Regions from separate parts of the Homo sapiens genome. Here region 1 is linked to region 2. The links are chromatin contacts, found by Hi-C or POLR2A ChIA-PET in ENCODE. All regions are on one chromosome and are shown on one strand. Each heading gives the region's core, a stretch centred on a gene start or an enhancer-like site at or near the end of the contact. The rest is flanking DNA. Distances are from core to core; before and after follow the strand shown. Region 1 overlaps LOC105373611 (a long non-coding RNA gene). Region 2 overlaps LOC105373611 (a long non-coding RNA gene).

The links. A loop is a pair of places that touch in the nucleus more often than their neighbours do. ChIA-PET counts read pairs that join two places held with the same protein, here RNA polymerase II (POLR2A). Pooled maps may share reads with other maps.
Region 1: POLR2A ChIA-PET joins it to region 2 with 11 read pairs in AG04449. The contact joins two enhancer-like sites. A Hi-C loop is called at or near these places in 1 of 168 maps with a recorded cell type or tissue (endothelial cell of umbilical vein) and 1 of 50 pooled maps. POLR2A ChIA-PET finds 5 or more read pairs at or near these places in 3 of 52 experiments (AG04449, SK-N-SH and T-cell).

Annotation. Positions count from the first base shown.
Region 1 is chr2:128,437,231-128,443,817 of GRCh38, reverse strand. All of the region lies in intron 1 of LOC105373611 (a long non-coding RNA gene), which reads right to left. Among named protein-coding and RNA genes, the nearest start is that of HS6ST1, 120 kb to the right of the region's middle. RefSeq lists enhancers at 4,541-5,041, 5,042-5,542. Within about 2 kb of position 2,982, at least 4 of the 41 ENCODE cell types and tissues checked have a DNase peak (open chromatin) inside an H3K27ac peak, as active enhancers do.
Region 2 is chr2:128,405,786-128,412,262 of GRCh38, reverse strand. All of the region lies in intron 1 of LOC105373611 (a long non-coding RNA gene), which reads right to left. Among named protein-coding and RNA genes, the nearest start is that of HS6ST1, 90 kb to the right of the region's middle. RefSeq lists enhancers at 2,171-3,166, 3,167-4,164. Within about 2 kb of position 5,047, at least 5 of the 41 ENCODE cell types and tissues checked have a DNase peak (open chromatin) inside an H3K27ac peak, as active enhancers do.

The sequences.
Region 1 (6,587 bases), core at 1,733-4,232, 34 kb before region 2:
CGTCAGAGGCATGTGAACCAGAGCAACTCCATCTTGAATAGGGGCTGGGTAAAATAAGGCTGAGATCTACTGGGCTGCATTCCCAGATGGTTAGGCATTCTAAGTCACAGGATGAGATAGGAGGTCAGCACAAAATACAGGTCATAAAGACCTTGCTGATAAAACAGGCTGCAGTACAGAAGCCGGCCAAAACCCTCCAAAAGCAAGATGGTGAAGAGAGTGACCTCTGGTCATCCTCACTGCCACACTCCCATCAGCGCAATGACAGTTTACAAATGCCATGGCAACGCCAGGAAGTTACCCTGAATGGTTTCAAAAGGGGAGGCATGAATAATCCACCCCGTGTTTAGCATATCATCAAGAAATATCCACAAAAATGGGCAACCAGCAGCCCTCAGGGCTGCCCTGCCTATGAAGTAGCCATTCTTTATTCCTTTACTTACTTAATAAACTTGCTTTCACTTCACCCCAAATTCCTTCTTGTGCAAGATTCAAGAACCCTCTCTTGGGGTCTGGATCGGGACCCCTTTCCGGTAACAGGAGGGTGCCAGCTAAGTCAGCAGGTTACTACTCCGACTACACATGAGAGGCCGCAGGGGCCACAAGAATCTTGACTTGCTCTTGCTGGCAAATCACCCAGTAGGCACTAGACCCAGCCAGGCCACCTCAGCAGAGAAGGGAAGGCCCCGGGCCGGCAGCTACTGCACTTTTTCCTGCACTGCTTCTATCAGGGAACCAGAGCAGGGGTGTGGGGAGCGCCGGCCCGACTCCACTCCGGAAATGGAGAAAGTCCTCTGAAAAAAGATCCTCCTCCTGACTTGGGTTTGCCCCCAAGGAGGCTCTAACTCCTGAGCCTCTTCCTCTGCACCCCCAGGGCCCACCTACTCCACTAAGATAACTTCTGCTTTTTACAAAGCAAAATTCCAAGAATAGGGCATGCTTTTGTAGCCTGCTTTTTTGTGTTAATTCATAGGTTTAGTAAACCTTTCCCTGGCTGCCTCACCTTCATTCTAATCAGCTGCCCACATTACACAGTGATTCCCAAGGGCAAAAAGAAAAGAAAAAAGTAAATAATGCAAAAACTCACTGTAAGGAAAGGAAAAATGTAAATAACTCATAAACTCACTGTTCCCACATTGGTCTAGTACTTCCTCCAGCCTTTTTTCTCTGCCTAACTTCTATTTGTTTACAAAGCAAAATTTGCAAGAAGTGGGGGGCGGGGCACGGGCCATTTTGTAGCCTGCTCTTTGTACTTAAGCTTCTAGGACGAGCATTTTATCACGTGGATTCATATGTTTAGTAAACCTTTGAATGGCTGAGGGGCATTCATTCCAATCACTCCATAATTTAGACAGCCACTCCCCTAAAGAGGACCTTAAGTAGTTGCCAATTTGGGGCCACATAACTAAAGCCTCAGGGCCTCTCTGGGAAGGAACCATGGTTTGCAGATTCAAGGGCACCCCAGGGCAGATTCTCACCCGGGGCCTTCCCCTCAAAGCCCCTGCTCACCTTGGCCTGCGCCTTTTCTGGAGGAGACCCAGGAATCCCCCCTCCAGTTCCTTCTTGCTCCCTGGAGCAAACTGCCCTCAGGAGGTGCTTTCCCCCACCCCCAGCCTCAGCCTCAGCTCCCACTCTGCGCCCCTGGGCAGTTGGGGGGCTCTTGCTCTCTGTGTGAGAAGGTCACCTTGTCCATGAAATGGACTGCTAATGAGTTGGTTACTGGGTAGGGGAGAACCGAGATAAGGACTGGGGAGCAGGAAGGGGAACGCCCAAGAGAGGGCTCAAGGCAAAATCTAGCAGCTCCCTGCCCAGGCCTCAGCCAGGCTGCGTTCACACACCCCTCGTCAGTGCCCACCAGCAGCACCCAGCTACAGAAGGCCCCTCCAGACTGTGAACCCCAAGCACAGAGGAGCAGGGAATGTCAGGGAAATTCAAGAGACAGAAAAACAGCAAAGACCACAGACAGCAGGAAGAGCACTAGGAAGATAATGAGAGGGGCTGAGGGCCTGGCTGGAGGGGCCCCCGGTGCCACCCTGTGATGGCTGAACTGACCAAGGGGTCAGTGGCGTCCCCTGGACGGCTCCCTGGGACTCACCAGGCTTCCGACTGGGATGGAGTTGCCACCACTGCAGGCCTGGGTGGCCCTGCCTATGGGGAGAGGCGCAGGTGGCCTTTCCTGAACCACACCCCAGGGCTCAGGGCAGCGAGACAGGAGCTGCTTGGAGAGAGGTCAACGCGTGGCCCAGCACGTGGTCCAGCCCTGGGAGGTGGTGCTCCTCGGTGGCCTCTGCCCGTCTCCGCACCTCTGAAGGCTGCTCCCACTCCTGCCGCCTCTGCCTTTGGCACCACAGCCTCTGTTCCCAGCTCTCCAGGCTCCACTTCCTGGAACCTGCCTGGCCCAGCCAGGGGCAGCCCCAACAGCAGCAGCCTAGGCAGTGGACACACTCAGAAGGGGACAGATGAGCGACGCAGTCATGACGGGTGTACCAGGCTGAGGCCATGGGCCCCGAGGACCAGCACCAAGGGCTGGGAACTCGCACAGCTGCCCGCCAAGGGGCTGCCCAGCCGGACGGGCTGTGCTCAAGGGTAGGCAGGCAGGGCAGGGACAGGCAGGACACAGGGCCCAGCAGGCCCCATGACCGTGCACTAGCTCCACACAGCTGAACAAGCTCCTGAGGCTGTGGCCATGTGGGCATCTCTGGAGCTGGCCAGAGCCCAAGGGGAGGGGAAAGGCAAAGGAAGCAGGTGCCGGATGAGAACTGGTGGGACCCACGTGCCAGCATCTGATGGGCTCCCCTGGGGCCCATGAGTACCGGGCAAGGAAGGCTGGGGTGGAGGGGGGGGCACATCCAAGGGATCCTGAGGAGCAGTAAAGTCCCAGTGGTCACCAGGCTGCTGGGAGGGCTGCCGGCCACTGTGGGGTCTGCTTCAGCTGCAGAGCTGCCAGCCAAGGCCGCCTCCCCAGGCAGCCCACACCCAAGGGCCTTCTTCACCCACCAGGGGAAGCCTCTGTGGGCCACTTTGCCCACTGCTCCCTGGCCATCAGCCAAGGCTAAAATAGTTCTGCTTGGCATCCCAACTTACCCCTCCCCGCCCCTGCTCAATGCCAAGATAATTCCCTAAAGTCGTCCTGCCCAGTACACCCTCTCAGAATCTGCTTCCTGGAGCCGCTGTGTGACCATCACCATCAAGTCCCAGGAATGCAGCAGGGCTGCTGCCCAGCCTCCCCTCTCCCCTTCTGACCTCAGCTGCCCTCTTCCTCCACCAGGACTTCCGCAGCTCCCCAAGGATTCTGTGCCCATGGCCATCTGGGTGGGGCCCGCTCCTTGCTCACTGGGGCCGTCCTCCTATGCCCTGCCTCCCTGAAGCCTCTGCTTGCTGCGCTGCACTGTCTTGAGGCCGACCAGGAGTCTCCTCTGCACAGTGCCTCTGAGTTTGCTCCCTTGATCCAGGGCAGGACCACTGTGGCTTGGAACAAGGCTTGCAGGGAGCCACTGACAGTTGCTAGGGGCTTCGATTTTGAATTCATGGGGCTACTCCAGCTTGGGGATTTCTCACTGGTGAGACTCAGAAGTGGGGCAACCAAGGACCCAGCTGGAGTGTCATTCCTGGTTGTCCCCATGGTGGGACCCCCACCTCATAGGAATGAAGCCACAAAGCACAAAAATGCCACAAAAGAAGGGAAGGGTCACTGGACAGAGTGGAGGTGGCCCCAAACCACCTTCCTGGGGGAGGTGCAGGGTCCAGCCTGGGACAAGCGTGCACAGCCTACCTTGCTGTGACATGGGGAAAGCCGTGGTGGGGGGCAGCAGGTGACCACGCAGGAGCACCCAGGCATTCGGCCAGGCAAGCTCATGGCTGCCCCCACACATGCAGCTGTGATCAGCATGAACGTGCCAAGTGTCCTGGTCACCTCGGGCTGCCAGAACAAAGTGCCACACACCAGGTGGCTTCAACACCCCAGCTTTGCTGTCTCACAGCTGTAGAGGCCAGGAGTCCAAAATCAAGGTGCCCTCTGAGGGCTGTGAGGGAAGGCTCTGTCCCCGGCCTCTCCCTGTGTCTTGCAGATGTCCTGTGTCTTCGCGTCACCTCCCTGTGTGTGTCCTCATCTCCTCTTGTAAAGACTCCAGTGGTTGGATTAGGCCTCATTTTACCTTGACCACCTGTGTAAGGACCCTAGGTCCAAATAAGGTCACTTTCTGAGTTCCTGGGGTGAGGACTTTAGTAAAGGAGTTTCGGGGGACAAGCACAAGTCAGCCCACACCACCAAGTGCTGGCTGACACGTGTGCCTCACCACATCAAGGAAGGCGTGGCCGAGAAGCTGGAAAGCCTGCTGGGGGCTCCTGCTCAACCTCAGGGTTACTGGCCGCCAGCTCCACACAGCTACCCGGGAGGCAGCAGCGGAGGAGAGAGAGGCCTGGAACCCACAGGCCCTGCAGCCCTCCTGTCAGTCATCAGCTCACTCCCTGCCTGCTTTAGGCTCTAAAATAATACATTGATTTTTGAGCCAAGGCTAACTTTAGTTACCAGTGATGCTGCTAACAGGGGAAAAATAAGTCATCGTCATTAGAATTGAATCTGAATGAATGAGCTAGCCTGTGTCTCACTGGGATTCGGGCTGCTGCTTTTTTTTTATTGTCACAGTTTGCTGACATGGTTCTTTCTAATTTGAAGCAGCCTGAAAGAAACCCTTTACCAAACATGACACATTACCATTTGGGAAATATTAAAGGAATTGATCATTCTGCTTATCTGCTGCTATTTTACAAACCATCCCAAGATGTAGTGGCTTAAAACACACCATACGATCAGATCTCACTGTCCAGGGGCTCAGAGTTGGAGCAGGACTCATCTGGGCGATTCTTCTGCTTGGTGTGACGTGACGTTGGGCGATGGAGGTCGTTCTGTGGCGCTCAGCCTGCAGCACAGCTGGCCTGGAGGTCCAGAACGTGCCTACTCTCATACCCGGCACATGGGTGGGGATGGCGGGCCCCCATCCCTCTTCTGTTGATCTTGGGCCTCTCCACAGGGCAGTCGAGCTTCTGACACAGTGGCTCAGGGCCCCAGGAACCAGTGGTCCAGACAGAAGTGCTGGGAGCCCAGGCCCGAGCCTGACCCCAGAGACGGGGAAGGGCTCAGGCCCCTTCGTTGTGGGCAGAGCGTTTTGGAGAGGAACAGAGGGAATCACAGTGGACAGGCAGCTGTCCTGCCCCCTGAGGTTTGGAGCCAAGGTGCTCAGCTTGCAAAGCACCCCAGACTCTGAGGAGATTTGGCACAATGCTCACTCACACACACAGGCACACATGCATGCACTCCATCATACATACACCCACTCATGCTCACACCTCACACTCCAACTTGCCCCGTGCACGGGCTCTCTCTCATATGCAGGTGTCCACACTCACACCTACACCTCATGTCCACATTCACACCTACACCTCATGCCCACACTCATACACACACGATCACATTCACACACTCACACACCCACTTGTGCAACACGAAGTGGCAGACCCCTGTAGGACAGTCACGGAACCGTGTGGAGAGCAGCCGTGTCCTCGGGAGTGGTTAGCGGACGGCCTCTGCGGACCAGGCTGCGCTCCACACTGGGGGGTGGCACGGGGTGGCGGGGGACGGAGATGGGCACCAGGAGGTGGGTGCCAGGAGATGGGTACCAGGAGACGAGCACCAGGAGGCAGTGCCAGTCCAGGTGCCCACAGCCCCTGCTCTTCAGGATTTTGCTTCACAATGTACGGACATGAAGCCACCAGCACCAGATGCACACACTGACACCCGCAGGACATCCATCCAGCAAAGGGTCTTGTTTAACCCTATAGTGGGTTTTTTGTTTGTTAATTACTTATCAACATTTGAAACTCAGTAAATACCATATAAAATGAGGGGGGTTTCTGACTTCTCTTGAAAAACTTGAAGACCAGAAGGCCGGGCGCAGTGGCTCACACCTGTAATCCTAGCACTTTAGGAGGCCAAGGCGGGCAGATCACCTGAGGTCAGGAGTTTGAGACCAGCCTGACCAACATGGAGAAACCCCATCTCTACTAAAAAAAAATTAGCCAGGTATGGTGGCACCTGCCTGTAATCCCAGCTCCTCGGGAGGTTCAGGCTGAGAATCACTTGAACCCGGGAGGCAGAGGTTGCGGTGAGCCAAGATCGCGCCATTGCACTCCAGCCTGGGCAACAAAGCGAAACTCTATCTCAGAAAAAAAAAGAAAAAAGAAAGAAAAACTAAAAGACCTAGGAACTCATGTGATGCCGGCCTGCCCAGCCACCCACAGCAGCCAGCCCCAGCCCCTGGCTGCCTTTCCAGCCCACCAGTGCCTGCAGCAGATGACCTCCATGTCATACAACATCAGCTCTTGGAAGTCATCTGCCTCAACCCTCATTTCCTGCCACACGGACCACTGAGCTCAGAGCTCCTCAGGCGGGGCCGGGGACGCCTGCCCAGCACCACTCCCGTCCTCCACTCTCCCCTCCTCCAGGCCTCGCCTGGCTTCAGGCCCCTGGTAGATGCCCTATAAAGCCCCAGGGACTTGACCGAGGGGACAAAAACCCAGGTTCTCCAGAC
Region 2 (6,477 bases), core at 3,798-6,297:
ACCACCTCCCACCAGTCTCCCTGTTCCCTATTCCACCTCCCCTGACCACCCAGTGCTGTCCCCAGAGTGGCCTTTCTAAAATGCAAGTTTGTGGGCCAGGCATGGTGGCTCACCCTGTAATCCCAGCACTTTGGAAGGCCGAGGCGTGTGGATCACAAGGTCAGGAGTTCAAGACCAGCCTGACCAACATGGTGAAACCCCATCTCAACTAAAAATACAAAAAGAAAAAAAAATTAGCCGGGCGTCGTGGCGGGCACCTGTAATCCCAGCTACTCGGGAGGCTAAGGCAGGAGAATAGCTTCAACCCAGAAGGTGGAGGTTGCAGTGAGCCGAGATCACGCCACTGCACTCTAGCCTGGGTGACGGAGCAAGACTCCATCTTGGAATAAATAAGTAAATTAAATAAAATAAAATGCAAGTTTGCCCCCTGCTTAGAATCCTGCGGAATAAACCTGGGCCTGGCACTCAAAGCCCATCTTATCCAGTCCCAGCAAACACCCCAATTTCATCTCCCACCACTCCTCTCACCCCAGGGACCCTTCACTCCAAATATGGGCACCTTGCCAGGACACACCACCAAACAGCCTCTGCTCTGCCACCCTGATAAATTCCACCCCTACCTGGTGACAGCGCAGGTGGCCCTCCATGCACGGCAGCTTCCCAGGGCCCTCAGCACTTGGTCTGTCCACACATTTGCTCATCCCACTGTGTGCCATCTATCTGTCCCCACGATCCGGGGGCCTGGGGCAGGGTCGGATCTCACTTCTGGAACCTGAGTGCCACGCTGCGCCTGGCTCACAGTGAGCCCTTGATAAATGTCTGATGAGCGGCTGGCTGCATTAATGAGCAAATATGGAATAAAACCTACGTGCACAAGTTTGCTGCGGGTAAAACAAATCCCAATTAACACAATAAGTGGCATGTTGTTTTCTCTATTTCAGGATACATCAAATAATTAGTGCTTAGTACACAGAGAGCTCCGAGTGTGAAGCTGGATGTAATCAAATGTCAAAACACAGAAACCTAAGGAGAAAAATCACTGATGCACTCAATTAGGAAGCAAAACTACTCCAGGTAGGTTTTCTCCTGGACGCGGACAGCTTATTGCAGGATTCCAAGGCTACATTACAATGTTAAAAAGACTCATTACAAGGCAAGCTGGAAAATGTAACGGTCCTGAGTTCAGATTGGGGCTGCTGGCTGCCCAGAGTGGCTGAGTGGCTGGTGCCCCACAGCAGGCCTGCCCACTGCCCCACTAGCCACAAAGGGCTACATTTGCCGAGTGCCAACCATGTGACGGGCACTTTATATCACTAAACCCTCATGAGGCAGACATGCTCATGGTCTCCATTCTATCTGAGAAAAGGGGGCTAGAGCAGCTGCATAATTTGCTCGTGGACTCACGCTCAGGTCTGCTTGGATCTAAGCCACATGCATGTCCATCTTCTCAGGCAAGATGAGCTGGGCTCATCCTCCTCCACCATCACCAGGCGACATAGCCCCCTCCTGGGCATCTTCTCAGGCTCTCTTGCCTTTCCACCTCTCGCTCCCTCTCACTCCCACAGCCACCAGCTCACCCGATTCCACTGCTCTGTGCAATTCCATTGCTCGTAGCCAACCAGCCATGCTCCTGGGGTCCCTGGCTCCTCCTGCCACATGCAGACCCAGAAGTGAAATGCTGCCAAAAAGGGCAGGCAAGGGACTCCTCATGGGGGTGACCTCTTGCAAATGGGTGGTGGAGGGAGAGGAGAGGAGCCCACAGACACCTTCGTCCTCCCTTCTTCTCTCCTATGGACTCATCCAAGGCAGGAACTCTCCACACTGCAGGTCGAGAGGTGTCCCATGTGGCTGACAGTGTGCACCTGTGGCCTGACCGCTGTGTCCTCCCGGTTCCCATTCATCCTTCCCACCTGTCCTCCTAAACAAAGCACTGGTACTCAGTCCTTGTCCCGGCTCTGGTTTCTAGGGAACCCAGGCTAAGACACTGCTGTGGTCTTTACCATTTTTCTTCCCCTTTATCCCCAGCCCCACCCACCACCCTTTCCCTCAGAGGCATCTACTCCCACACGCCAGATAGACTTCCTGCAATGTGGAGGCTTCCTGGAATCTGTCCTTCCAGGCCATGTAGTTTAATCTACCTAAAGAGTATTGCACCATGCATTTCTTTCCCGTGCTGGACCTTGCCACCCAGCCCCAGCCTATGTGAGCTGCTCACAGAAGCCCAGGTGTCACCTCCCTGCTGCGTAGGGGTCCATGGCACTGCCACGGGTCACTCATCCACTCATCCAGAGAATGCTGGATGAACACCCTCACAGTTCTTTGGGGACTGTGTGGAGTGTCTCAGTACAGAGCAGGTGCAGGACCATGGAGGCCTGTGCCACACCCAGTCCAAATGTCTCTAAACACACCGGGCTGCTCTTACACCAAGAGCACCCCCTTGAGAGAGGCCTGCTCCCCACAGTTTGGCCAACACCACTGTCGTTTGACATGCCAAGGCCTCTAGTCCTGCTGGGTGTGAGGCAGCAGTGCCTCATCCTCCCTCTCAGGACTGGTGAGGTTAGCGGCTTTCTTCAGCTCATTGGCTGTTTGAGATGCCCTGTTGCTACCTGATATTTCACCTTTGAGCTCACACTGCCCTAGCCCTGTGGCCACCTGGGCTGCTCATGTGGGTCTCAGAGGAGCAATAAAGCCCAGGGCCGGCCGTGTGCCTGGTCATGGGTTTAGGGAGTTAGGGAGGGGCTATATCAGGGCAGAGCGCCTCTGACTTACCAACTGCACCTACCTCCTCCCCATGAGCCCCCAAGTGACCCTGTCCTACCGCAAGAGTGGATTCAGGTTTTGTGAGGCTAAAATCCCATGGCCCCACAATCCTGATGGGCTCTGAGTCCATCCAATCCATGTTCTATTTCTCCCCCATTACCCACTTTCCCTCTTGCTTGGGTCTCCGAAGGCCTAAAGACCAGGACACCACAATCACAAAGGGCCTGACATATCTGCTCCCTAGCCCTGCTGGTCCTTAGGAGACCTGAGTGCAAGAGCCCAGGAGGCTGGGTCAGCCCTGAGGCCAGCCAATTCCCTGGTGTCTGGCCATCCATACTGTCCAGGACCAGGACCCAGCCCAAGGAACTCACAGGAAATCAGGGACAGCTCGATGGTTTCTTGCAGCTGACTCACTCATGAGCGTATTTCCCAAAGCACATTCCACAAAAACTCACTTCTGTGATGTGTTAACATGAATTCATAAAATAAAAGCAGCTTGGCAGGCCTGTATTTGGAGGAAGTTTTTCATTGACCATGACGAGCATCAGGACCTCCCAGGACCTCTCCCTGTTCATGTGCCATCAGTCCCCTGTGTTTGCAGCACAGTGGGCAGCACCCCACAGCCCACCCTAACCACAGGGTCCCTGCCCGCCGCCCACCCTAACCACAGGGCCCCTGCCCGCCGCCCACGCAACTGCATCCTCCGGAATTATCATCTCAAGACAAAGACACACGCCCAGGGAAAGCCACGCAACAGGGTAGGACAGGGAAGCTTGCCCATCTGCCTCTGCTCCACCCAGAAAGGCTGGGCACTCTCTCAGCCACCACATGGATATCCCGTTCCCAGAGGCCTCAGGAACTGCTGTGCCCTGGAGTCGCCCTTCACATTCTACCCCAAATCCTCCCCAACTTCCTGGCCAGGCATCCTCTTTTGCAGCCTGCAGACAGACTGGCTTTGTTCCCAAGGTGTGTGTTCCCAAGACCTGAATGAAATGCCATGGGATGCTTAAACTAGACACAACATGCCTGCCACGCAGGACCCTGGCTAGATGTGGTATAACAGGGCCTGTGTCTCCCACGTGGGGCCCATGCAGGCCGCCCCCGCCCCCATCCAACTTCCTCACAGCTGGGAGCTCAGGATACTTCCAGACCTTTGTTTGTAGTTGCTGCTGTAAACGTGCTGCAATTTATTTGGGTTTTCTAGAATCCCTATGATTTTCGCTTGCTGCATCAAAACACACTTATAGCTATTATGACACTAGTAGTGGTAATAATCATGCAGGAAAAAATAACTTTATTCTCGCAAGCAAATTCTGTGGTCCCAACCTCCTTCCCCGCAATAAAACAAAACCCTGAAATTTCTAAGGGATTCAGCCACCAGAACATTGTCTTATACTGTCCCCACATCCAGTCTGTGGGATAGAAAAAGCAAAACAGGCCGGGCGCGGTGGCTCACGCCTGTCATCCCAGCACTTTGAGAGGCCAAGGCGGGTGGATCACGAGGTCAAGAGATCGAGACTAGCCTGGCCAACGTGATCAGCCTGGCCACTGCACCCCAGCCTGATGACAGAGCAAGACTCTGTCTCAAAAAAAAAAAAAAAAAAAAGAAAAAGAAAGAGAAAAAAGAAAAGGCAAAACAACACCTATCACATCCCATGAATCCCCCTCCCACACACTCCCTCCCCTGCAGGCCCAGTCCCCCCCGCCACGAAGCCCACAGCCTCAGAGGACAGGCTTTCCAGGACCCCGTCTCTACTGCACTGCCCACCCAGTCTCACTCATGAGCTGACTACACACATGCACATACACGCCCATGCATGCCTGCATACACATACATATAGGCACACGTGCACACAGTAGACGGGGAAGGAACTGCAAACTCCCCGACCATGGAGGCCGGGACCCTCCAGTCACCCCACCACCTCAGCCAGGGCCAGCTCAGTGCTGCCTGAGCCCCAGGACACACAGCTATCCCCCAGGGCCACACTCCTCATGCCCTTCTAGGCCCTGCTTTCAGGGTCCCCAGCCCAGCTCAGCGCAGAGGATATTCCAGAGTCGCTTTGCAGGTGGGATGGTGACAGGCTGATTCCAGGGATGCAGATCCACGGGCTCCTCAGCCTGCGAGCTTGGCCAGCTTAGGAAAGCCCTCTGCTTCCCAGTGCCTCCCAAAAAGTGCTCTCTCCCCATCAGGCCATGCGCCACAGTGAGAGCCACTGCCGTCCCCACACCCCGGAGGCCGAGCTCCTCCATTGAAGCCACTATGGCTCACCACACTGTAATGCATCTGTGACCATCCCCAGGCATCAGTGCCACCCTACGGGACAGGGAGGGGCAGGGTCTTGCACAGCAAACCAGGCAGTGCAGCAGAGCCAGCTACCTTGCTGTCCTGCCGCCAGCACCCATCCGTCCACCTGGCCAGGCCCCAGAGGCTAAAGTCAGGGTGCTCGGCCCAAGAACAGGCAGACTCCTTTATCGTGTGCCAGGGCGGGGGTAAAAAACCCTCACCATTTCCTGATGCATTATTTATCAGGAGCGCATTAACTGTGGGTGACATCACAGGCATTCGAAGGTAATTTGTGGAAAGTATTGTTAAAGCAATTGATTTGCAAATTCCTTGACAGGGAAACGGAGCACTGAGCAGGCAGAGATGTGACATGGAGCCCTTTTTTTAATGTATTTGGGGATAATTGATTGAAAGCTAAGCTGTGTAGCCAGTGAGAAAATGAGATTATTCTGTCTGTTATGCAAAGAAATCGTATATTGTGCAAAACAGCAGGCTGAGGAGCTGTCAGAGCAGCTGAGAGGCACTTGCTCCTGGGAAAGGCAGAGCATGATGTCTTCCTTTCCAAATCCAAACAAGTCCTCACCATTCCCCTAACCCCAGAAAGCTCTCACCACCAGCTCCTCCTGCATCGCCTCTCGCCCCTCCACCCAGCCCCACATCAGCCCTGGGCCTCAGCCTAGACCCCTCCCTTTCTCCACCCTATACTGGGATCGGTCAGTCAAGTCACTGGGTCCTGAAGATTCCAGCACCTTTGTCTGATCATCCATGCTCCTGTCCACAATCTGACTCCAGGGTGTGCCAAGGACACGAGGGCTTCTGGGGAGCCCATGAGAACACAGCACAGCCATGTGGATGGAGGTGTGCTGCAGGGATTGGGACTCCACCCTGCTTGGCTCTCAGCAGCCACTACCCTTCAACAGGATGGTTTCAGTCCCCCAGTAATCCACACTGTGCCTTCTTAGCCCACACAGCCAGCTGTACCTGCCCATCAGGACTCTCAGTGACTACTCAGAGCCTCTAGGACTACACAGAGCACCTTTGTGAGGCCACAGAGCCACGTGGCCTCCTCCCCTCTACTCCCTCCACACCTTCCTGCAGTCCAGCAGCATCAAACTGCCTCTGCATGTGCCAGCCTGGAGGCTGGAATGCCACCCACCCATGGTTTGTCCACCCAGAAGGCACATTTAGTCTCCAGGAGTAGTTCAAATGCCTCGTCCTCCAGGAAGCCTTCTCTGACTGCCCCAGGCAGCACCCCTTAGGTGCTCCTCCCTCCCTCTGAACACCAGTGTGTTCACTAGTGGGGCCCTCCCTTCCCTAGATTATGAGCTCACAGGTGGCTAAAAGGGTAAGTGCATGGCTGCAATGAATTAATGTATGCAAGAATGAATTAGGGAATGAATGAACCACTGCCCAAATCACATTGCTGGGTCCCT